Linked DNA regions of Homo sapiens: region 1 is linked to region 2. Evidence: read pairs that join two places in POLR2A ChIA-PET (ENCODE). Cell type or tissue: PC-3. All regions are shown on one strand. Links, peaks and the distances in the headings refer to the core of each region. The heading gives the core; the rest is flanking DNA. Region 1 overlaps LOC107986166 (a long non-coding RNA gene). Region 2 overlaps LPP (LIM domain containing preferred translocation partner in lipoma).

Region 1 (11,260 bases), core at 4,131-8,130, 200 kb after region 2:
TTTCACTTTCACCACTTTTATTCAACATAGTTTTGGTTCTAGTTCTAGCCAGTGCAATTAGGTAAGAAAAGGCAACAAAAAGAATAAAGATTAGAAAAACAAAATAAAATTGCCTTGATTTGTAGATGATAGACTTTTATAGCAAATTACAAGGAGTCTACGAAAAAAAGGCTCCAAGAAGAAGTGAATTTAGCAAGGTTACAGAATGCAGATAAACATAAACAAATGAATTACATTACTATATACTATCGATGAACACATGGACATTGAAATTAAAAATACAATACCACTTATCATTGCTCAAAAACTGAAACACTATGTATAAACTTAACAAAATACTTACAAGACTTGTATGCTGAAGGCTATAAAATGCTGAGAAAAAAATCAAAGACGGTCTAAATAAATGGAGAGACACCATTTTTGTTCATTGATTTGAAAATTCAACATAATTGTATTAGTTTCCTATTGCTGCTCTAACAAATGACCACAAACTTAGTGCCTTAAAAAATACTTATTTTCTTACAGTTTTGGATTTTTGAAGTTTGATACTGGATCTTACAGGGCTAAAATCAAAGTGTTGGCAAGGCATGTTCTTTATGAAGGCTCTGAGGGGAGATCAAAGTCCCATATCTGCAAAGTCTCCTTTCCCATAGAAAGTAACATATTCACATGTTCCAGGGATTAGAATGCAGAGCTCTTTCAACAGTCATATTCTGCCTACCACCATAGTAAAAATGAATAATCAATTCTTCCCAAATTGATATGCAGATATGTCACAGTTTCTCTCCAAATCACAGCAAGATTTTCAGTACGTGTCAATGAGATTATGCTAAAAGTTATATGGAAAGACAAAGGAATTTAAATAGCTAAAACAACTTTGAAAAACAAGAATTAAGTAGGAGGAATATGTCCACTGGATTTTAAGACTTATAGCTACAATAATCTATACTGTATAGTGTTTGTAGAGAGATAGACACATGGATCAATGGAATAGAATAGAAATCACATACATAGGCTCACACGTATCTCTCATCAATTTTTTAAAAGGTACAGAAACAATTCAATAAAGATAGCCTTTCAACATATGGTGCTGCAGTAATTTGACGTCTGTTGGCAAGCAACAAACAAACAAACAAACACAAAAACTTCAACCTAAGTTTCACCCTTATGTAGAAATTAACTAAACACAGATCATGGAATTAAATATAAAGCATGAAACAAAAAACCAGAAAAAGAGAAAAACCTATAGGGAGAAAATCTCCAAGATCAATGGCTGAGCAAAGAGCTCTTAAACTTGACACCAAAACACAATCCATAAAAGTAAAAAGTGATAAATAGTACACTATCACAATTAAAAATTTTTGCCTTGTGAAAAGGCCCTGTTAACAGAATGAAAAGACAAGTTACAGACTGGGAAGAAAATACTTGCAAATCACATATATGATGAGGGATTAATATCTGGAATATGCATAGAGAGAACTCTATCACTTAAAATTCCTAGAGGGAATGTAAAATGGTACAATCTCTTTGGAAAATAGGTTGAAAATACCTTTTTTAAAAAGGATACATGCAACTACCATACATCCCAACAATTGCACTTTTGATTATTTATCTCAAAGAAATAAAGATTTGTGCTCATGCAAAATCCTGTATGTGAAAGCATACAACAGCTCCATTCATACTAGCCCCAAACTGGAAACAACCCAGAAGATGTTCTTCCATGGGTGAATAAACAGTGGTACATTGGCCAGGCATGGTGGCTCATGCCTGTAATCCCAGCACTTTGGGAGGCCAAGGTGGGCAGATGACCTGAGGTCAGGAGTTCAAGACCAGCCTGGCCAACGTGGTGAAACCCCATCTCTACTAAAAATACAAAAATTAGCCGGGTGTGGTGGCACACGCTTGTAGTCCCAGCTACTAGGGAGGCTGAGGCAGGAGAGTTGCTTGAACCTGAGAGGTGGAGGTCGCAGTGAGCCGAGATCATGCCACTGCACTCCAGCCTGGGTGAGAGAGGGAGACTCTGTCTCAAAAACAAAGCAAAACAAACAAACAAACAAAAAAACAGTGGTATTGTGGGAAGTCAGGGACCCCAAACGGAGGGACTGGCTGGAGCCATGGCAGAAGAACATAAATTGTGAAGACTTCATGGACATTTACTAGTTCCCAAATAATACTTTCGTAATTTCTTATGCCTGTCTTACTTTAATCTCTTAACCCTGTTATCTTCGTAAGCTGAGGATGTACATCACCTCAGGATCGCTATGATGATTGTGTTAACTGTACAAATTGATTGTAAAACATGTGTGTTTGAACACTGTGAAATCAGTGCACCTTGAAAAAGAACAGAATAACGGCGATTTTTAGGGAACAAGGGAAGACAACCATAAGGTCTGACTATCTGCAGGGTCGGGCAAAAAAAGCCATATTTTTCTTCTTGCAGAGAGCCTATAAATGGATGTGCAAGTAGGGAAGATATCGCTAAATTCTTTTCCTAGCAAGGAATATTGATATTAATACTCTGTGAAAAGAATTGTGTTCCTGATGGGGTGGAGATCTATAAACGGCCGCTCTGGGAATGTCTGTCCTACGCAGCTGAGATAAGGACTGAGATATGCCCTGGTCTCCTGCAGTACCCTCAGGCTTACTAGGGTGGGGAAAACCCCATCCCAGTAAATTTGAAGTCAGACCGGTTCTCTGTTCTCGAACCCTGTTTTCTGTTGTTAAGATGTTTATCAAGACAATACGTGCACCGCTGACCATAGACCCTTATCAGTAATTCTGCTTTTGCCCTTTGCCTTGTGATCTTTGCTTTTGTCCTTTGCCTTGTGATCTTTGCTCTCCTTTTTGCCCTTTGAAGCATGTGATCTTTGTGAGCTACTCCCTGTTTGTACACCCCCTCCCGTTTTGAAATCCTTAATAAAACTTGCTGGTTTTGTGGCTCAGGTGGGCATCAAGGTCCTACCGATATGTGATGTCACCCCCCGTGGCCCAGCTGTAAAATTCCTCTCTTTGTACTCTTTCTCTTTATTTCTCAGACTGGCTGACACTTACGGAAAATAGAAAGAACCTACGTTGAAATGTCAGGAGTGGGTTCCCCCAATACAGTGGCACATTTATTCATCGAATACTACTCAACAATGAGAAGGTACCAACTATTGATACACACACACCCTGGATGAATCTTCTGATAGGAATTATCCGGTTTTGACACAGCCAATTTCAAAGGGTTACATATGGTATGATTCCACTTATATTACATTCTTGAATTGACAACATTATACAAACAGAACAGAATAGTGGTTGCCACAGTTAAGGAAAGGGTTGGGGCAGAAGAGAAGTAGGTGGGCCTGTAAAAAGACAATGTAAAGGATCCTTAGGGGATGGAAAGATTCAGTATCTTGACTATATGAACATCAACATATTGATTATAATATTACACTATAGATTTGCAAGATGTTAACATAGGGAGAAACTGAGTAAATGTACAAAGGATTTCTCTGTATTATTTCTTACAAGTACATATGAATCTACAATTACCTCAAAATAAAAAGTTTAATTAATAAAAGTTCAGAGGAGATCAAACTAGGATGGTGATTCCAGGAGTGGTGGAGCTTCAGAGGAGGGTGGTGTTGGAGAAAAACACAAATGAGAGAAATAATTTGAAGAGCTACTTTAGTGGTCCTTACTCCCCCACCATAATCATGGTATCTTGGGTTGACTGAGATTGTGTGTATGCCTCTGGATAAGGGCAATTCTTGTTTGCTCAGTTACTTGGTACAAAGGATGGCGAGGGACTTCTCCACCTTGCGTCCCTTGTTGCCTTGGAGCACTGTCCTGTTCTGATCTATTAGTAACTTTTGGAGGCAAATCAAAGAGCCATTGATAGAAGGCTTTGAGGGGCTAAACTGCCCTCTCACTGGTCCTAGTATCAAAGTTTGGAGACGTTACATAAAGAAATTTTCTAAAATTCTCCAAGATAGTGAGGAGGTGGTGGTGGAAGGGTAGTGGGGATGTACTGAATGAATATGAGCTTGCCCATTGAGCCCATAGAATAAAAAGAAGAAGAAAAAGTAGGGGAACACTGGCTTCCAGAGGGAAGGCAAGATCATGCTTTTCCCTCCTTCACACCCATGTCCTTGCCACAGCCACACTCCCCTTCAAAGATGAGTCAGGGCTGTCAAAGGCAAGAGTATTATGGACTCCTGATTTGGGGGGTGAGTTTTCACAGGGCTGAGCTAACAGCTTGAATGTTCACCCTTCTCCCTCCTTCTCCTGGGGCTTCTCTCCCTGTTGCTTGGAAGCGGACTGTGCTTGGAAGGTGGCTGTCCCTGGGAAGGCCTGGGGGCTGGGGCATCAGGAGGGTTTTGTTCTGTTTCCTCCTGTAGCCCAGGCAAGAGAAGACTTGATGAGTTCTTGTGGCCCAGCTAGACAGGAGCCTGACTGAGGTCTAGGGTGTGGGCCCAAGCTTGTGGTGATGAGGTGCTCCTCTGCCTGCTCCTGCCCTGCATGGCTCCTGGAGAAGCACCCATGGCAGCTGGCTTGAGGGCTTGTATCCTGGATCTGGAATTTCCAAAACTGAGAGAGAAAGCATGAGAACAAGAAAGAGCAAGCAAGGGAAGTGTGGTGGAGAGAGAGAGACAGACTATGTGCCTTGGCTTATGCCTGTAATCCCAGCCCTTTGGGAGGCTGAGGCGGGTGAATCACTTGAGCTCAGGAGTTTGAAACCAGCTTGAGCAATATAGTGAAACCCTGTCTCTACTAAAAATTAAAAAAAAAAAAAAAAGAATTAAGCCAGGTGTGGTGGCATGTGCCTGTAGGCCCTGCTACTTGGGAGGCTGGGGTGGCAGGATCGCTTGAGTCCAAAAGGTTGAGGCTACAGTGAGCTGAGATCATGTGTCTGCACTCCAGCCCAAGTGGCAGACCGAGACTCTGTCTCAAAAAATAAAAGAAAAAAATAAAGATACAGAGAGACAAAGAGCAAATGAACAGAATATAACCACTTCATTTCTTTCTTCCTTTCTTTCCATATACCCCTTACGTTTTTATCCTGTCTTCCTCACCATCTTAACCTCCCCTTACATGATTTGGTTGTTTGCATTTTGGCCTTGTCTTGTTTTTATTTTAGCTTTGTCTTTTAGTGCTTGTATTGGTTTTTAGTAAATGACAGAAAATTCTCTAAGTCAACCCCGGGTCTTTACAGTGGGCTACGTGCTCTAATCCCCAGTCTCCACTCCCTGCATCTTTAGCCTCTCCCTGTCTCTCCCTCCAGTCCAGCCACACTTGACTGCTTACTGTTCCTTGGACATGCTAGGAGGAACCACCTCAGGGCCTTGCATTTGCTGTTTCATTTGCTGACTGCCTGCCCCACGCACCACCCTGCAAATTGCCACATGGCTGGCTAGTTCCCGTTCCAGGTCTTGCCTTAAATGTCATGTTTTCAGTGAGGTAGTCCCTGAGCATCCTATGTGAAATTGCATCACCCCTTCAACGCTCCTTACCCTCTTCTTGGTCTGCTTTATTCTCCAAAGCACGTGTAACTCTCTGACATACTCTGAATTTTACTCTTTTATCTTACTCATTGTCTGAGTTCTTCAATTAGAGTGTGACCGCTACAGGGGCGGGGCTTTTTGTCTGTTTTGTTCACTACCAAATGTGTCTATAACAGACCCTGGCGTATAGTAAGCAGTCGGGAAATACCTGATAAATAAATGAATGGAATAAGGGAATGGATAAAATTCTTACTGGTGCTAGACAAGATATAGTTTACATACGATACATCTCTAATAGTGTAAATTAAGTATATTAAATATTCTGTCAATTAATGTAATATTATTAAATATATTTAATAGTAATATTTAAACATTTCTTAAAAGTATATGACTTTGAAAAGAATACTGGACTGAAATTTAAAGAGTTGGGGTCAGTTCCGGAATCTTCAAAACAGATTCAACAGGGAAGAAGCATTTAATTTCCCTGCCTCGGTATCTACACTTGTGAAATGAGTATGATACTCTCTGTGTACCTCACGGGATTATCATGAGAATCAAATAACATATTGAATGTGGAAGTGTAAAAATGCAAAGGTAAATCACACGTATCCTCAAATCTCTGCCATGATAGAACGGTGGTATTAATGGTTAGTTATCATGTAATGAAGGAATTCAGAAAGTGCTCTTACTTATCCTCGTGGTGATAGCGACACACAGTATGACAAGAGCGCCGACTACTCTGTGGGACTTAATTGTCATGAGGTACCGTGCGGTTCTCTGAGAAACTTATCCTATGAAACCTGAGTGTCATTCGGGAGCTTATCAGCAGTGCTTCTTGAGGGGAAAGGAGAGCAGAGCAGCAGAGCCTGGCGATGTCATGGAATATTCCTTCCTTTCTTCCATTCCCCGAGCTCTGTGCTGTTGCATTTCTGGCTGCGTATTATTGACAGAGGAAATGCTGATTCATGGGTCTGAGTTATAGGAAACCTTGTTTCCTGGTGGAGAAACAAGCCCGGTGGTGCTGCCAGCATCCTCCTCTGCCAGTTTCTGCCACATGGCCCTGCTTCTGGGCCTGCACCCAGGCGGGCTGTGAAGCAGTAAGGCCAACTCAAGCGCGACCAATGAGGTCACTTTCCCTGGTGAACTGAACTAAGCTGAGACTCCTCTAGGGCCTCTGGAGGCTCTTCAGCTCTGATCTCACGATACCTTTCCAGCCCATCTCCAGCTGCTCCCTCTGGCTCCCCATGCTGCTGTCATACATGGCTACTCCCAGTTCTTTGTGAACACCTTGTATTTTCCAGTCTCTATGCCCTGGCTCATGGTGTTCCCTGCCTGGAATGGCCCCTGACCAAGTGTCGGCTCATTGAAATCCTACCCATGCTTCAACTCTGCTAAATTGCTTCTCGCTATGTGAAGCCTGCTAGATTTCCTTGTATTTTTTCCTTTCTTCCTTTCTTGCTTTTTTTTTTTGTAGGGGATTTTCAAATATACACATAAATAGACAGAATTATCTGATGAACTTCCATGTACCCTCGCCCAGCTTCAACAATTCTGATTCTTCTTGAACAGCACTTGTTCTTTCCTTCTTTGAGCTTCCTCAGCAGCTCTCATGTTCTGTGCATAACCCATAATTGCTGAATTGAGTGGGAAGAAGGTGACTCTGTGGATTTAGGGCGCTCCTTTTAGCCACCCCCCACAATAAGGAAACTGAGGCCCAGAGAAGTGAAGTGAGTTGCCCGATGTTATAAGACAGGTGGTGGCAAATTGAGATCAGATTCTTTTGAAGGGCCTCACAATCTAATTAGAAAGCATGGATAACATACTTATAACATGTATATGTTAGCAGATCTCAAGTACTACAGGGGCTCAAGTTATTAGTAAGTGTGTGTTGAATGAATAAATTAAACTTCCATTCAATTGATTAATGAGATGACCTCTTAAGCTTGGCACTGAGTAGTCCACTGGTCCTCTCCATTCTATCATCTGACATCAACATGCTGAAGGAGATTCCTGACTTCTGTGGAGAAAAATCCTATACAATTATAATGGCCAGTATGAGTTAGTGAGAAGTTTAAACTGGTAAATATTCAAAAATAAATTTTGTTTTCTTACTACATGGAGTAGAGAGTAGGCATTTTGTATCTGAAGAACCTAAATACTCAGAGTTAATTCTTACTGGAAAGGTAAGAATATAAATTAAGGGAGTCTGAAGTTCTGTGGCTTGAAGCACTTGTACATTTGATGACTTGGGAAAAAGACATAAAAAGTATGGCAAGATAAAGCAAGACATAAAAAGCCAGTCCTGGGATAATGGCAATTTTTCATCTTGATCCAGACCTATCTCAAACCTGGATCTTAGAAGTACGGCAAGGGGTCATTTGGATGTCCAGCCTGAGGTGCCCTGACTTTACTCTGTAGCCATGGGAACACAGATCCGGTCATCAGGCAAGCACCAAAGCTGTTGCCAGTGGGACAGGGTGGTGGATAGAAAATGTGTGTGACTTTTCTTCATAAAAGTGAGTTAAGACACAATTTGAGATTCTTTTTTTTTTTTTTTTTTTTTTTTTGAGACAGAGTCTCGCTCTGTCGCCCAGGCTGGAGTGCAGTGGCGCAATCTCAGCTCATTGCAAGCTCCGCCTCTTGGGTTCACGCCATTCTTCTGCCTCAGCCTCCCCAGTAGCTGGGACTACAGGTGCCCGCCACCATGCCCGGCTAATTTTTTGTATTTTTAGTAGAGAAGGGGTTTCACCGTGTTAGCCAGGCTGTTCTCAATCTCCTGACCTCGTGATCGGCCCAAAAAAGATGGCCTGAATCAGAGTCTTTCTGCAGGTTATGCAGAAGCAGCGCGTAATCACTGTATGCCTTGGCAGGTGTCGCACCCAGGCATCCACCAGGCATTCTGACAGCTCTGTCCCATGAGCTCATCTGAAGGATGGTGGTGGTCACCTCAATGCCTAGGTCACAGGGTGGTTCTGAGGTTCACCAAAGTAAAGGATGAGAGAATGATTTGTAACCTGCGAAGTGCCTCGTTAAGGTCCTGACAGCTTCATATCTGCTGTTCTTATTAGGGATAGCTAGTGGTACCTGCCAACATCAGAGACATTGCCCTGAAGGCGAGAGAGGATACAAAGAGGAGTTCTTAGAACTAGGGGTTGCATTTCCCATTTTAGTGTGGGCCAGAGACCCGGGTAAGGAGAGCACTGGGGACATTCCTGGAACTTTTGTCCCTTCCCTACACTCATCACTTTCTGTTGGTATCCCTGTGCAGATGATCATAAAATGTATCAAAATAAAACTTGCCCTAGGTGCCAGTTTTAGGGGCAGCAAGTTGAAGGGTGGGTACTTGCGAGGACATGGGGTGGTGAGAAGTGTTTTGCATTCTGTAGGCAGCCTGCAATTATGAAGAGAGAAAAATGGGTAGAATTTTAAACTTTGTGGGGGAAAAAGAGGATTTTAGGAGTACAGGGCAGAAGGATGGAATGTGCCCCTGAATTGGGCTGGTGGGGAGTCCTTTCATGTACAGGAAGGAATAAAATACTGCTAAAAGGAGATTTATGACATTCACTACAGTCAGATAGGATAGTAGATGACAGTTTGCTCTCTAAAATCCGTAAGGACACATTTCCTCCTAGGGAAAAGTATCCTTCCTCCCACCGCACCTGGCACAGGCATACACATCTATTTATTTCCTTAATAAAGTATTTCTTCAAGGAGATTAGATAGGTAAGTGCGTCCTAGCACTAAGTAACCATTACTCATCCCAAATGTGGTCTTCAGTACAATAAACCTTAATTAAACACCATAAAGGGACAGGATACTTGTTCAGGCCTCTAGGGGACACAAATTGGAACAGAACTTGAGCCCTCAACATGTCTATAGCTTAGCAAACTCATGTGGCTCAGAGCCTTCACAACAAAGCAGGAAAGGCAAGGCCTCCCTTTTCACCTACAAAGGATTCATCTTCTTCTATACCCTCTTTGTTACAGGACAGTAATGCTTCCAAGCTAGAGGCATTCAAGGAGTGGCCCAGAGAACATGTCATTCAGGGCCTGGAAGATTTCCATCAGCATTCAGGTAAAGGCCTTGGCCCCTGGAGCCTGTCTCACCAGGAGGGAGCCCGGCAGGAAAAAAACAGTTGGGTTGTACTGAGCTGATCTCATTAGTGCTAGGGTTAATCCTGAGGTTAATGTATATTCGTTAGATTTTTTTTGTTTGTTTCCTGGTGAAATATTTCCATCCCTAAGCTGAGTTACTCTGTAAACTTCGGCATGGATTTAGCTGCATTCTCACTGAAATGCAGTGCCAGTCAGTGTACAAAAAAAAGCCCTAAGATCTTCCTTTAAAAGGGCTATATTTGAGTGTTCAGGTCAGATAATAAGGCCCAGAGAAGGTACAGAAGAAATGAAGAGTCTGCACTTATGTGCCTGTAAATGTTTAACAAATGGCTCTGTGGGGTGAAGGGGAAGCCCTGTTTGTAGTATTTGCTGATTTCTGCTGTGTAAATACTCCCACTGTGCCTGATTTCAAGCTACCAATACGATGCTCACTGAATGTGGAGCTAGGAAGAGATGCCAGGGTCAGCTCTTGTGAGCTGGTACCTGTTGGCTCCCGTACACCGCTAGCCAGCAGTCAGAACAGACACAACGAGAACACACTTGGAGGAGAGGAGGAGTTGGAACTCAGATGAGGAGGTTAGGTAGGTGTGATGGTGAATGTGGGAGTGTCAGCAGCACACGAAGATAAGCAAGAGGTGGACAGGCTGAGCGGCAGCCAGCATCAAGCCAGCCATAATAAATGGTCATCCTAAGAAAGACAGCTACTATTCACTGAGCAATGCTATGTGTCAAGAATTCAGTCTGCTTTGTGATGTATTCTCACAGTATCTCTGCAAGGGTAATTTTATTCCTATTTAACAAATGAGGAAATTGAGGCCTAGAGAGATAAAGCAACTAGTCATGTAAGAAGTGGTTAGGTAAGAGTGCAAACCTGCTGTTTGTTTCCACTCTACCATCAAGCTAGGGGGAGGCTGGGAATAAGTCCTGTTCCTAGACAGGCAGGCTATGGAGCTGTTGGTGGTAGACTTTAATTCCAACAGTTTTGTAGGAATGAGGACCCTGGGTGGATTATGAAATCAGAGATAAGATGAGTCACTGGACCCAGGGTGCAAGGTCAGAAAGGGACAAACTTGATGCTGGGTCACCTGACTGCTAAATGTCCTCTCACTGAAGACAATAAAAGCCCTCAATCCTGGAGTGGAGCAGAGAATTAAGTTGAGAACTCTTGCAGTGTCAACCACGCAAGGTATCAGTGACCAAGTCCTTGTGGATGCAGTTGGGACTTCTGAGGAAATACCCTATATAGGATAACTATGGATATCTATGTTTTATATCAATAGGGGTCTACAGTCCTACAGAGCTGTAATACAGCCTACGGAAACGAGTTTGAAAATGGAAAACTATGCTGAATAAACTGCTTATGACCCAACATCATTCCAAAGCAGAGTTGAGACTATGGTATAGCCGTGCACAGTGTAAGGCATGAAGGTTGGACGAGGATCCAGGTGAGTTAGGTAATGGAAGAGGGATGTGACAAAGCGTGCAGAACCGAAAGCCTCAGGATGAGATGAAGAAGGAGTGAAGGAAGCCTGGGAATTATATTAAAGAAAACTAGAGGAAAACCACCTTTCAGGTAGAGGGTCAAGAAGGCCCAGGACTAAGAAGAGCCTGAAAGGTCTCCAGGGAATGTGACACTGGTGCAAAAGGGAAATGGAG
Region 2 (11,260 bases), core at 4,740-8,739:
TTAAAGGAGGAGAAAGAGAGATCAGACACTAGGGGAAATGGTGTGTCGGGATATAGGAGGTGCTCCGAGATGGGAATCCAAGTACCACATCTTGGCTTCCCGGTGGTTCTGTTTCTTAGTGATCTCGTTCTACTGTTGGTTGTAAAGGCTTTCTGGAGGTCAGATGAGTCCTTTTTCAAAATCGTCACCCATTTCCTGGCTTTGGACTGCACCAAGAGGTTGCTTGTTCTCACCCCCAGGAAGTCTTCAAGCTATAAACAGCTCTGATCAGGGCATGAAGGACCCAAGCCCCAAACCCCAAGCCCAAATCAGTCAGTCGTTAAGATTTTAGACGAGTCAGTGCTCCTTGTGTAGCTTACATATTTTTCATTTACAAATTAGGCAGATATCTAGAAATGGTCCAATCATGTGTCCTAAAAGCAGCTTCTACTTGGTCTATCCAAAGGGTCATTACACATTCATTTTGATTATTTGTTTTATACTTAACAAGCATGCCGTAAGCAAACATTTATTATTTATTGTACATTTAATGAAGGAACACAAATATAAGTTACTATTAAAATAGGTAAGGAAACAGAATCAGAGGGCCTTCCACTGCATGCCAGAACCAGAATTCAGGACAGAGATCTCGCCATTGCAACCCTCCTCAGCGGGTGGGCGTGGGACGTCAAAATTAGGTCTGGAGAGCAAAAAGGGGTGGTCTTCATTCTGTCAGGAGCTCAGAGTCCCTTCCTGCATCCCAACAGGAGCATTCCAGCAAAGAAAGGAGATTATTCCATGGAAAAGAGCTTCTGGGAATGGTCTTAAGCTTTAAAAACCAAAGACCAAGGGGAGAGCCACAGAGATCAATATGAAAACCAGAATGAAATATTTTAAACGTACCCTCCATCTTGCAAACATTTGGAGATCAGTTTCCACATCCACATAGAGAGAGACCCTTCAGTTCCTTCAATATATGTGTGCCTCTCATCCTCCTAGCTCTGTGATCTCAAAATTAGAAGTGGCCATAAAGGCCATTAAGCCCAGTGCCTGCCCCATTGGTATTCCTGAGGTCTCCAGTGAAGCAAAGATCATTATCTCCTGCCACTGCAAATTCCATCTTTCCATCAGAAAGTTCTTCCTTACACGGAACTGAAATCTGGTTCCTCCCCGGCCTTCCATCCCTTGCTTCACGTTCTGCCTCTCAGGACCATATTTCAACCTATGTCTGTCTCACTGGTTTGGAATTTTTGTAGGTGAGTATGTACACTCGTTCCCTCAGTATCCATGGGGAATTGGTTCCAGGACCCCTGAGATACCGAAATCCAGAGATGCTCAAGTCTTTTATATAAAATGAGGTAGTATCTCCTGTATACTTTAAAGCATCTCTAGATTACTTATAATACCTGAGAATGCAAATGCTATGTGAACAGTTGTTATATTATATTGGTTTTTTTATTTGTATTTTTTTATGGTTGGATTTTTTTTTTTTTTAATATTTTCGAGCCTTGGTTGGTTGAATCCATGGATGCAGAAACCATGGATACAGAGGGCTGACTGTATATAGAAACAAAGCTATCCAAGACCTCATCCCACAGTCACTCTGGTTGTTCTCCTGACCACATCACACTGCTGACTTCTAATGCATTTTTTGCCAACTTGAAATCCATTCTTTTTGGATTTTTCCAGTGTGTTACTGCTAAGCAGTCCATTCAGCATATATACTGCTGGCCTTGTGGACTCACAAGTCATACCCTACTAAACACCCATCAGATGGACTTGTCTACTTTATTGAGAAACAACAGAAGATAGACCTGCAAGTCCAGCTGTTCATCTACCTCCACCCCACAGCCCAAGCCACATTCCCACCCTTTGTGGATGAAGCTCAGGGATGCAGATCCCATTCCAAGATCCCCACTCCTGTTCTCAGATCCTGCCAGACCTAAAACTGTCTCCAGGACACAAGGCTATTCCAAGCAACATTAAGAGAGAGCTCTGTAGGAAAAGAGGGTCTTGTCAACACAATTCTCAGAATAAGAAAGCAGCCAGCAGACAGGGCAGCAGGGTCAATTTGCTAATCACGGGGCTGGGAGCTTGTGATCCCTGACAACACCATTCTGAACCTGTGTCTTTCTAAAAAGAGAGAAAAAATGTTATTTTCTTTCACAGTTCTGATGGCACTGTTCGCCGTCAAGGCCCATGTAGTAAGTACAATGATGCCTCCCATTATTAGTGTGTTCTACCTTTTATTAAATGATTTCCCAGTCTCATTGAATCCCTTCCAACAACTATCCCAGGAGGTAGTATTATACCCAATTTAGTGATAGGAAGACTGAGGTTCAGAGAGGTTAAGTATATTCCCAAGGTCACACCAGCAATAAGGAGCAAAAGAAACACTGGTTTAGGAGACTCCAGTTCCAATTCTGTAGACTCCCTTTCCAATTCTGCTACATACTAACTGTTTTAACTCTGGCTAACTTTATTCTGAACCTCAGTTTCTACACCTGAAAATTGGAGATTAAAATAGGCGCTCTGCTTATATCTCAGAGCAGTTATAAGGATCATATGAGATAATGAGAGTGAAAGCCCTATGGAAAAGGGTAAGGCATTATAAAAGTGTAAGGGATTATTGTGTGATTACTTACAAATGACTGTGCATTCCATTACAAATACAAAAAGCAGTGAGGTCATTCGCAAGACAAAGAAACATTAAGTCTCTGGGAATTAAAGGAAAATGATTTGATGTTCTACGGGGTTATGTCTATATGCTGCTCACTCTTGCAGTTCAAAGCTCAGCAGCAGCTGTCAGATTTTCAAACTCCAAGTCACATATGTCTACAGGAAGGCTCAAGACAAAATCTCCCTTTTCAGCTAAAAGCAAATGCTGGGCCAAAAGGAGGTAATAGAGATGGACGTTTCAAAGACCCCCTGAGATTCTCAGTTCCGGAAACGTGGCCTGCGATGTTTTCCTTGGAGAAGCTGTTAGAAACACAGGCTCCAGTCTCTCTGAAATAAGCCCGTGGGGAAATAAACATACAGTAAGGAGCTATTTTCCAGAGAGCACTGAGGATGCTCCCAAGCATGAATTAATCAAGGGCACAAGGTATTTCAAGCTGCAGATACCAAAAAGCTAGTAATCTCCAACCCACTAAACCTCCCAGCCCGGCTCACAGAAGCTTACCCTGGAATTCTAGCATCCCTAGCAGTGGGCAGCAGGCTGAGCCAGCAGATGAGGCTCATTTACATACCAGGTCTTGCTGAAGATCACCTGGGGGCCGCAGGGGACCCAAGGAGCTCTGAGAGCAAGCTGGTCTGGCTTCCTTCAGGCCTTTCCCAACATGCCACTTGTCAGGATTCTCTTCAATTCCTGAAAAGAGCCAAGTCATCTCTGTCATTTGTAGAGGGGCCGGATCTTCGCCAGAAATCCATTCCCAAGGCTGACAAGCACAGAGCCCAGTGAGGTCTGTTTTCTGGTTTGCATTTTATCATTTGCTTCCTGTGCTGATCATTTGAGAAAGACACTAAAGTAATTTATTGCATAGATGTGTGAGCATCTACTATGTGTGCGTGCTTGAATCCCCAGGGATGTTACAGCAAAGAGCTGTGAGATACAAACAACTTCAAGGAGCTCACAAATCCAGTTCAAGACAGAGACTGACTGCAATTGAAGGACAAGATGTTGTAAACTCTATGAGTTCTGCAGAATCCCTCCCAATGGGTGGGTTAGACTTTTGGGCTAGGAATTAAAAGAGGATGGAGCAGGGGGGCACAGATGAAGGAACAAAGGGCATTCCGACAGAAGGAAATATTTAAGCCAGACACAGTGGCATATGTCTATGGTCCCAGCTACTCAGGAGGCCAAGGCAGTATTACTTGAGCCCAGGAGTTCAAGACCAGCCTGGGAAACATAGTGAGATTCCCATCTTTAAAAAAAAAAAAAAAAAAGAAGAAAAAGAAAAGAAAGATTTGAACCCCAGCAATGACTGAGAAGATATGACAAAGACCAGCAAGTTAAAATCAAGCTTAGAAAATGTGGGTGGAGCACGGTGGCTCACACCTGTAATCCCAGCACTTTGGGAGGCCGAGGCAGGCGGATCACCTGAGGTCAGGAGTTCAAGACCAGCATGGCCAACCTGGTGAAACCCCATCTCTACTAAAAATACAAAAACTAAACAGGCGTGGTGGTGTGTGCCTGTAATCCCAGCTATTCAGGGGGCTGAGGCAGGAGAATGGCTCGAACCCGGCAGGAAGAGGTTGCAGTCAGCTAAGATTATGCCACTGCACTCAAGCCTGGACAACAGGGCAAGAGTCCACCTCAAGAAAAAAAAAAAAAAGAAAAGAAAAAAAAAAAAAAGAAAATGTGTAGGTCACTAGTGAGAGAAGTGGGCAGATGGATAGAAATAAACAGAAGTTAACTCAGAAAGGTAGATTGAAGCCAGTTTGTTGTAGCCTGAGGCAATTGAATTCTATGTCTAAAAGCAGAGTGAAAAATAAATAAATAATAAAAGCAGAGTGTTCCTTTACTTCGAGATGCAAAGCTCTGATTATACCATTGATGAGTTTAAGAAAATAGGCTCTTTTGACTCCTCGCTGCCAAATCATAACAACGATAACAATGAAAATTTAATGAGTGTTTACTCTGTGCTAGGTATTATACTAAGCAGGTTACATACATTATCTCATTTAACCCCAGCAATGACCCTGTGAACTAGGCACTCTCACTCCCATATTACAAATGAGAAAACAAAAGCTTAAAGGAAAAGTCAGATGCTCAAATCTCAGAAATAGTAAGTGCAACAGTCCAAAACTAACTGCTTCACATAGCAAACTCAACCCCTTGCAATTCTAGACTGTACTCCCCAGTTCTGGTCTTCTTTCTCATCGCCCAGATTCTCCCCGTCTCATTTCTAAGAGATGAAATCCTCTCCACATAACTAGCATGCATAACAATCTTGTATAACAAAAATAACTGTCTCTGAAATAGTTGACAAAAGTTTATATTTGTTTCTGTCTCTCCATTAGATCCTTGGGATCAGGAACCTTGCCTTTCTTGTGAGCCGGTGTACACAGTGAACACTCAAGAGTTATATATACTTAGTCAGACAATGTCTGTGAAGGTTGGACCAGGAAGGTAACACAATACTAGCTATAATTTCAAACCTTTTTAGCACAGATATTGTACCAATCTCAGCAAGGTTCCCAGAGTCCAAAGGGGAGACACAACCAGGTTGCAAAATGCAGGTCAAAGACCTTGTGGCTCGGGACATCCTGAAGGTCCTGCAGCTACTCTGTGGTTGCAGGACCTCGAACCTCCAGCAGGTGCGCCAAGAGCCAAGATCTTCACAGGGATCTGGACAGATTAAACCTTTCCTTGAAAAAATGAAAAAGCCATGTCCCACTGAGACGGGGATTTGAATTAAAGGAGGTGTGTCTAACAAAGTGGCCCAGGGGTAAGGGAGCTCTAGGCTGAGAGGTCTCAGACCCGTCACATCTCGTGACTCGTGCTAAGCCACTTTGTGTCCCCTTGTGCTGAACCACTCTGCCTCTCAGTGTTAGCAAAAGGAAGGGTAGACACAGTGGTTTTTTAACTTTTATATGTAGCAGCAGAACTTTTCCTTTAAATGGATGCTTTGACAATGTTTAGCTTACAAAATAGGAAAAAGCAGAGCGACTCAGGTTGGCTCTAGCGGTCCCCTTCCTTCCTCCACTTCCCACCACTTTTCACCTCCCTCCGTGCTATATCCCTCAAGATGACTCCTGGAGTCTCTCAGGCTCAGAAGAGAACAGCTTGAAAACCACCAGCCTTCTGAGCTCTTCATAGTACCTTCCAGGTCTGATTCCAGTAAATTCCAAGGTCTGACATGTACCTCCTTAACAAGCAGCTCTGCATTTTCACCAGTGGGATGGGCAACACATGGCGTAGATGGGGTGCAGCAAGGAAGAAAGAAGTCTCAAATTAGAAAACTTACATTATACTCTACTTACAGCTGGGTGCAGTGGCTCAGGCCTGTAATCCCAGCACTTTGGGAGGCCGAGGCAGGCAGATCACTTGAGGTCAGGAGTTCAAGACCAGCCTGGCCAACACGGTGAAACCCCGTCTCTACTAAAAATACAAAAATTAGCTGGGTGTGGTGGTGTGCACCTGTAATCCCAGCTACTTGGGAGGCTGAAGCAGGAGAATCGCTTGAACCTGGTGGGGCGGAGGTTGCAGTGAGCCAAGATTGCACCATTGCACTCCAGCCTGGATGACAGAGCAAGACTCTGCCAAAAAAAAAAAAAAAAAAAAAAAGATTATAATCTATTTAGGACCTGTGTTCTCTCAAGCAAGTTATAAGCAAGTTATTTCATCTCTCTAAACCTCAGTTTTCTCATCTGTAAAATGGAAAATAATATTGTTTATCTACCTCCTAAGGCTTTTATGAGAATTAGCTAATAAACTAGTTGACAGAATTGTACAATATTACAATCACTCCATCCATAAATGTTTCTAGATACTCAAATGGAAAAGCAGGCAGTACTGAGTTCAGGGCAAAAAAGGTGCCCAATAAGTAGCAGGTACTGGTTTCTTTCCTCCCTGGCACTTATCAACATGTTCAATTTGAACCAACAACATGATAGCAAGCAAGAGTTACTGGAAGAAACACATTTTATGTCCCAAATTCTCTATAGCTCATCTTTGAAAATCTTAACAGCTTATCTCAGAAATCTTTGAAACTCATGACCATCTTACACTTCCAAGAGTGACACCCAAGACTGTGGAGGATAAAGAAATGTGAGTTTGAGAAAAACACTCCTCCAGGTCATTGGCACAGGAAGAAGTGTGAAACTTGGCATCCTCACTCCTGACTTCCACATCAACCAGCCAAGCGGCCAGAGAAATCCCATCTGCTCTCTGAGCCTCAATTTCCTTGTCTGTAAAACAGGAACGAAAACAATCCTACCTTCCCCCTCACTAAGATATTGTATGAACAATGAAGCCAACAGGTGTAAAAATATTTCATATAGCTCTACAACTATAAAAAATATTGCCATTGTTATTATAAACTCAAGTAAAAAGTTGAAGCACTGCAAAAAGTTACTTAGAATGTGTCCAAAACTTGAGAATCACCCCCCGCTACTCCAATTGCAAGATTCCCTGTTGCCCTCCTGAGTTACTGCCAAGATTCCCGGCACATCCTAAAGATGCATTTCATTGAGATTTTCCCAGTTGACTCCTCACCAGTGCTCTAAACAACACAAACGATAGCATCCACTCACCCTCAGGCCAGACTCAAGGCCTCCAGGATGAGCCCAATCTATGTTTTTAGCCACGTCTCCCTTTATATTGCTACAAGAACCCCTGGCCCCAGGCAGGAGTGCACCCTCAATTCCACAGGACTCAAAACTTGGCTCATGCTTTCCCCGCCTTGTGCTGTACCTCCAAATCTCAGTGCAAAACCTCTTTACTGCACAGTGGGGAAGTGAGCCCCTTGGGAGTGTTTTCTGATTGGGGTATGGTCAGTAGTGTCTTCACTGGCCCACCCCTTCTCTAAAGATGGCCCCACCAATTCCCAGTGCATAAACATCCACATCAAGATAAAAAGGAAGATGTCTGTAGCTCTTTGTAGTCAACAAAACTTTTCACACAGCTCCTCTTTTTAAATGCTTAATATCAGATGTGTCCATGGTGCCTATTTTACAAATTTTATAGTAAGTGGCTGAGCCAGTAACCATGTGCAAGCCTTTGGCACCAAAGCCTGCACACACCACTCTCTCTTCCCCCAAAGTGGGTGTAATTTAAACCCTGCTATAAGGCCAGGGGCTCATGCCTGTAATCCCAGCACTTTGGGAGGCCAAGGCAGAAGGATTGCTTGAGCCTAGGAGTTTGAGACCAGCCTGGGCAACATAGCGAGATCTTCTCTCTACAAAAAAGAGAAAAAATATATATACATATTTGATATGTATATATATTTAAATATATATTTATATATATTTAAATATATATATATTTAAATATATATTTATATATATTTAAAAATATATATATATTTAAATATATATTTATATATATTTAAATATATATATTTATATATATTTAAAAATATATATATATTTAAAAATATATATATTTATATATATTTATATAAATATATATTTATATTTATATTATATATATATTTATAAAAATATATATTAATATATAAATATTAATATATATTTATATAAATATATGTATATATTTAAATATATATGTAAATATAAAATACATTTTTAAATATTTTTATTATATTTTATTATAATGAAATTATATTATATATTATATATTTTACTATACTATATTAATATAAAATATATTGTATTACAATATGCTGTATTATAATTTAATATATATAATATATAATATATAAAATTATATATAATTTAATTACAATATAATTATATATAATTATAATATAATATACATTTTATATTTATATTATAAATAAATATTTTTACTATAATTTAATTATTATATAATTATAATAAATATTTTTATTATAAATAAAAAACATATAAATTGTTTCTCTTTCCTTCTTTTTGCCAGCAAATATATATAAAATAAACCCTGCAATAAAAGGTACAGGAGGTCTGGCTCCCCGGCCAGCTCCCCACGTGACACTGGACAAATCACTCTCCCTCTGTGAATCACAGTTTCTTCATCCATAAAATGAGGGTTCTAGAGTCACCTCATATATCCACACATCCTTTTCCCTCCCAAGAAAAGACTTCAGAAATGAAACCTCCATGAGCAGCAAACAAGGAAACATCTCACATATGTTTAGTCAGTTCCATCCCTGAGCTTCCTCTCCCAACCTCGAAAGCCCATCCAAAAAGAAGGAAAAGGGACCAACCTGAATATCAGAAAGCCACCACAACCCTACAGGACAGCACAGGGAACGCACGCGGCTGCCATCCCCAGGCAGACAAGCAAGCCACTCCCCAGGATCAACTGCAGTCATGGTCATAGCGCGTGAACCTTGTCAGCAAATTGCTGGTTTGAATGGCAATTTTTTAAAAGCTCAAGATGCAAGAGCATTGATGCAGACGACACAGTCTGCTCCCTACATGCCTCATGGCTTATGGGCCTCACACAGGAGTCCATGCAAGAATCTCTCTTTTTCACATCTCTCTTCGGTGTCAGCAAGTACTGCTGCTGCCTGACCACAATGTGGAGACAGTATCTGTGTGGCACGCCACTGTGCCCTTTCCATGTATTCTCTAAAAGTCCAAATGCTGGCTGCCAGGGCCCTCCCAGAACCACAGGATCCTAAATCTGGCAAAACTCAGGTACCCACTAGTCTAACACCTGTAAACTACAGTTTGAGGCATTCATTCATTCAAAAAGCATTACTGATGTTTACATGATGCATGGTGCCAAGACGAGGCTACGTTTCTGCTCTCAAGGACCTGCTCCAATATCTGAAATGGCTTCCCAATGGCAACAGGGGAAGTCCAAGTGCTTTATCTAGTAGCTCTAGTTTCTCCACAACCGGGACCGAAGCTTCTATTGCCACCATAAACTTTCTCCCATTGCCACTCAACACATATTCTTTGCTTTATTTAAACTAAACTCTTGGCTCACCTTGTCCCCTCTGCTTGACCTGCTATCCTTCCACTCCCAACACCAAATATCCACGTCCTACACATCATCAAGCACACTCGTAGTCTTCAACAGGAATGAGATGACCCTTTGGAGAAAGACAGTTTTTTATCTGTGGTGTCTTCATGTATTAAAGGACGTCTAACTTCCCTGGCCCCAACCACTAAATGCCAATGGCAGCCTGATCTCCAGTCGTTGGGACAACAGAAGACACCCCATTATGCTGCTATTTTGTCTTATTGAGATGGAATCTCACTCTGTCACCCAGGCTGGAGTGCAGTGGTATGATCTCACCTCACTGCAACTTCCACTTCTTGGGTTCAGGCCACTCTCCTGCCTCAGCCTCCCAAATAGCTGGGATTACAGGCATGCGCCACCACTCCTGGCTAATTTTTGTATTTTTAGTAGAGATGGGGTTTTGCCACGTTGGCCAGGCTGGTCTCGAACTCCTGACCTCAAGTGATCCGCCCGCCTTAGCCGCCCAGAGTGCTGGGATTACAGGCATGAGCCACCACGCCTGGCATCCGTCACATTTTTAAATGCCCCATAATGAGATGGTACTACCCCCAAAAGAGAATCACCGGATCACAGACTATATAAAACTCTCTACTTCTCAGCCCAGTCAGAATAATCTCTCTTCCCTGGATTTGCTGAGCCTGCTGTGTAGGGCATTGATCAACATCTTCCTTGCCCTGTTCTAACTGTGTGCCTGATTTATTCTCCTTCCCAGTATTGGCTCCCAGTGGAAGAATCCTTGACTTCTCTCTCCCCACATTGCCAAATCCAGCTCAGGGACAGGTCCATAGTAAGTGTTTAATAAATGTTTGTGAAGAAATTTTGTAAACAAGACAACTGTCCTAGGGTATGACTCCCAGGAGGAGATTAAACTGAACTGGAAAATTGCAAATCAACTGCTGTCGTCAAAAATAAGAACTCAGTTCAGAAACTGAACGTGGGCAACTGGCCTGTTTTTTCAGGGTATTAATTATATTAAGTTTATATATTTTACATAAATAAACAAATATTAAACATAATTTCATAGTGTAATTATATTACAGTGTTATAATTACTTATAAACATTAAGTATTTCAGAATAATAACTCCTGGGGATTTTAAATGGATAAGTTGGGGGTAGATATATTCTCTTGGCTGGCTCAATCAGACTATTTCCACCAGCTAGAGTGCCTTTCTGCATCACAGAAGCCGACTTAAAAATTACATTCCCCATACTTCCTCAAAGCTAGTAAATTAGGTTCCGCCAGTAAGATTTCCTTGTGTGTGATCTGGAAGGTGGAAGTGAAGCTGAATCTTCCTGCTACTATTTCTACTGGCAAGCAATACCAGGGAATCATGAAGGGCAAAAGGACACTCCATAGGCCAATCCAGTGCCCCATCACTAACTATTAAGATGTTGAGAAAAGTTTCTGAGGCCTCAGCAGTGGCTTCCTAATCACATCTTCCTTATCCCTGGATTGTGGCTAACCAGCCTGACCAATATGATGAAACCCCGTCTCCACTAAAAATACAAAAATTAGTGGGGCATGGTGGCATGTGCCTGTAATCACAGTTACTCGGGAGGCTGAGACAGGAGAATCTCTTGAACCTGGGAGGCAGAGGTTGCGGTGAGCCGCGATCGCACCACTGCACTCCAGCCTGGGCAAC

Evidence for each region. Peaks named below come from ENCODE experiments on the same cell type or tissue, not always from the same donor. Only the 100,000 strongest peaks of a DNase experiment are listed, where the experiment ranks them.
Region 1: POLR2A ChIA-PET joins it to region 2 with 5 read pairs; 4 of 35 experiments call an interaction of 5 or more read pairs at or near these places.

What each region holds. Positions count from the first base shown.
Region 1 is chr3:188,002,204-188,013,463 of GRCh38, reverse strand. It overlaps LOC107986166 (a long non-coding RNA gene), which reads left to right. Exons shown (of 5, transcript XR_001741061.2): 3 at 9,476-9,563; 4 at 10,885-11,049. Among named protein-coding and RNA genes, the nearest start is that of LINC01991, 31 kb to the right of the region's middle. In PC-3, for the core only: no CTCF peak of the experiment used is centred there; a DNase peak (open chromatin) is centred at 6,453; H3K27ac peaks cover 898 bases.
Region 2 is chr3:188,200,286-188,211,545 of GRCh38, reverse strand. The region is part of intron 1 of LPP (LIM domain containing preferred translocation partner in lipoma); the gene reads right to left. Among named protein-coding and RNA genes, the nearest start is that of FLJ42393, 27 kb to the right of the region's middle. In PC-3, for the core only: a CTCF peak has its summit at 5,301; no DNase peak of the experiment used is centred there.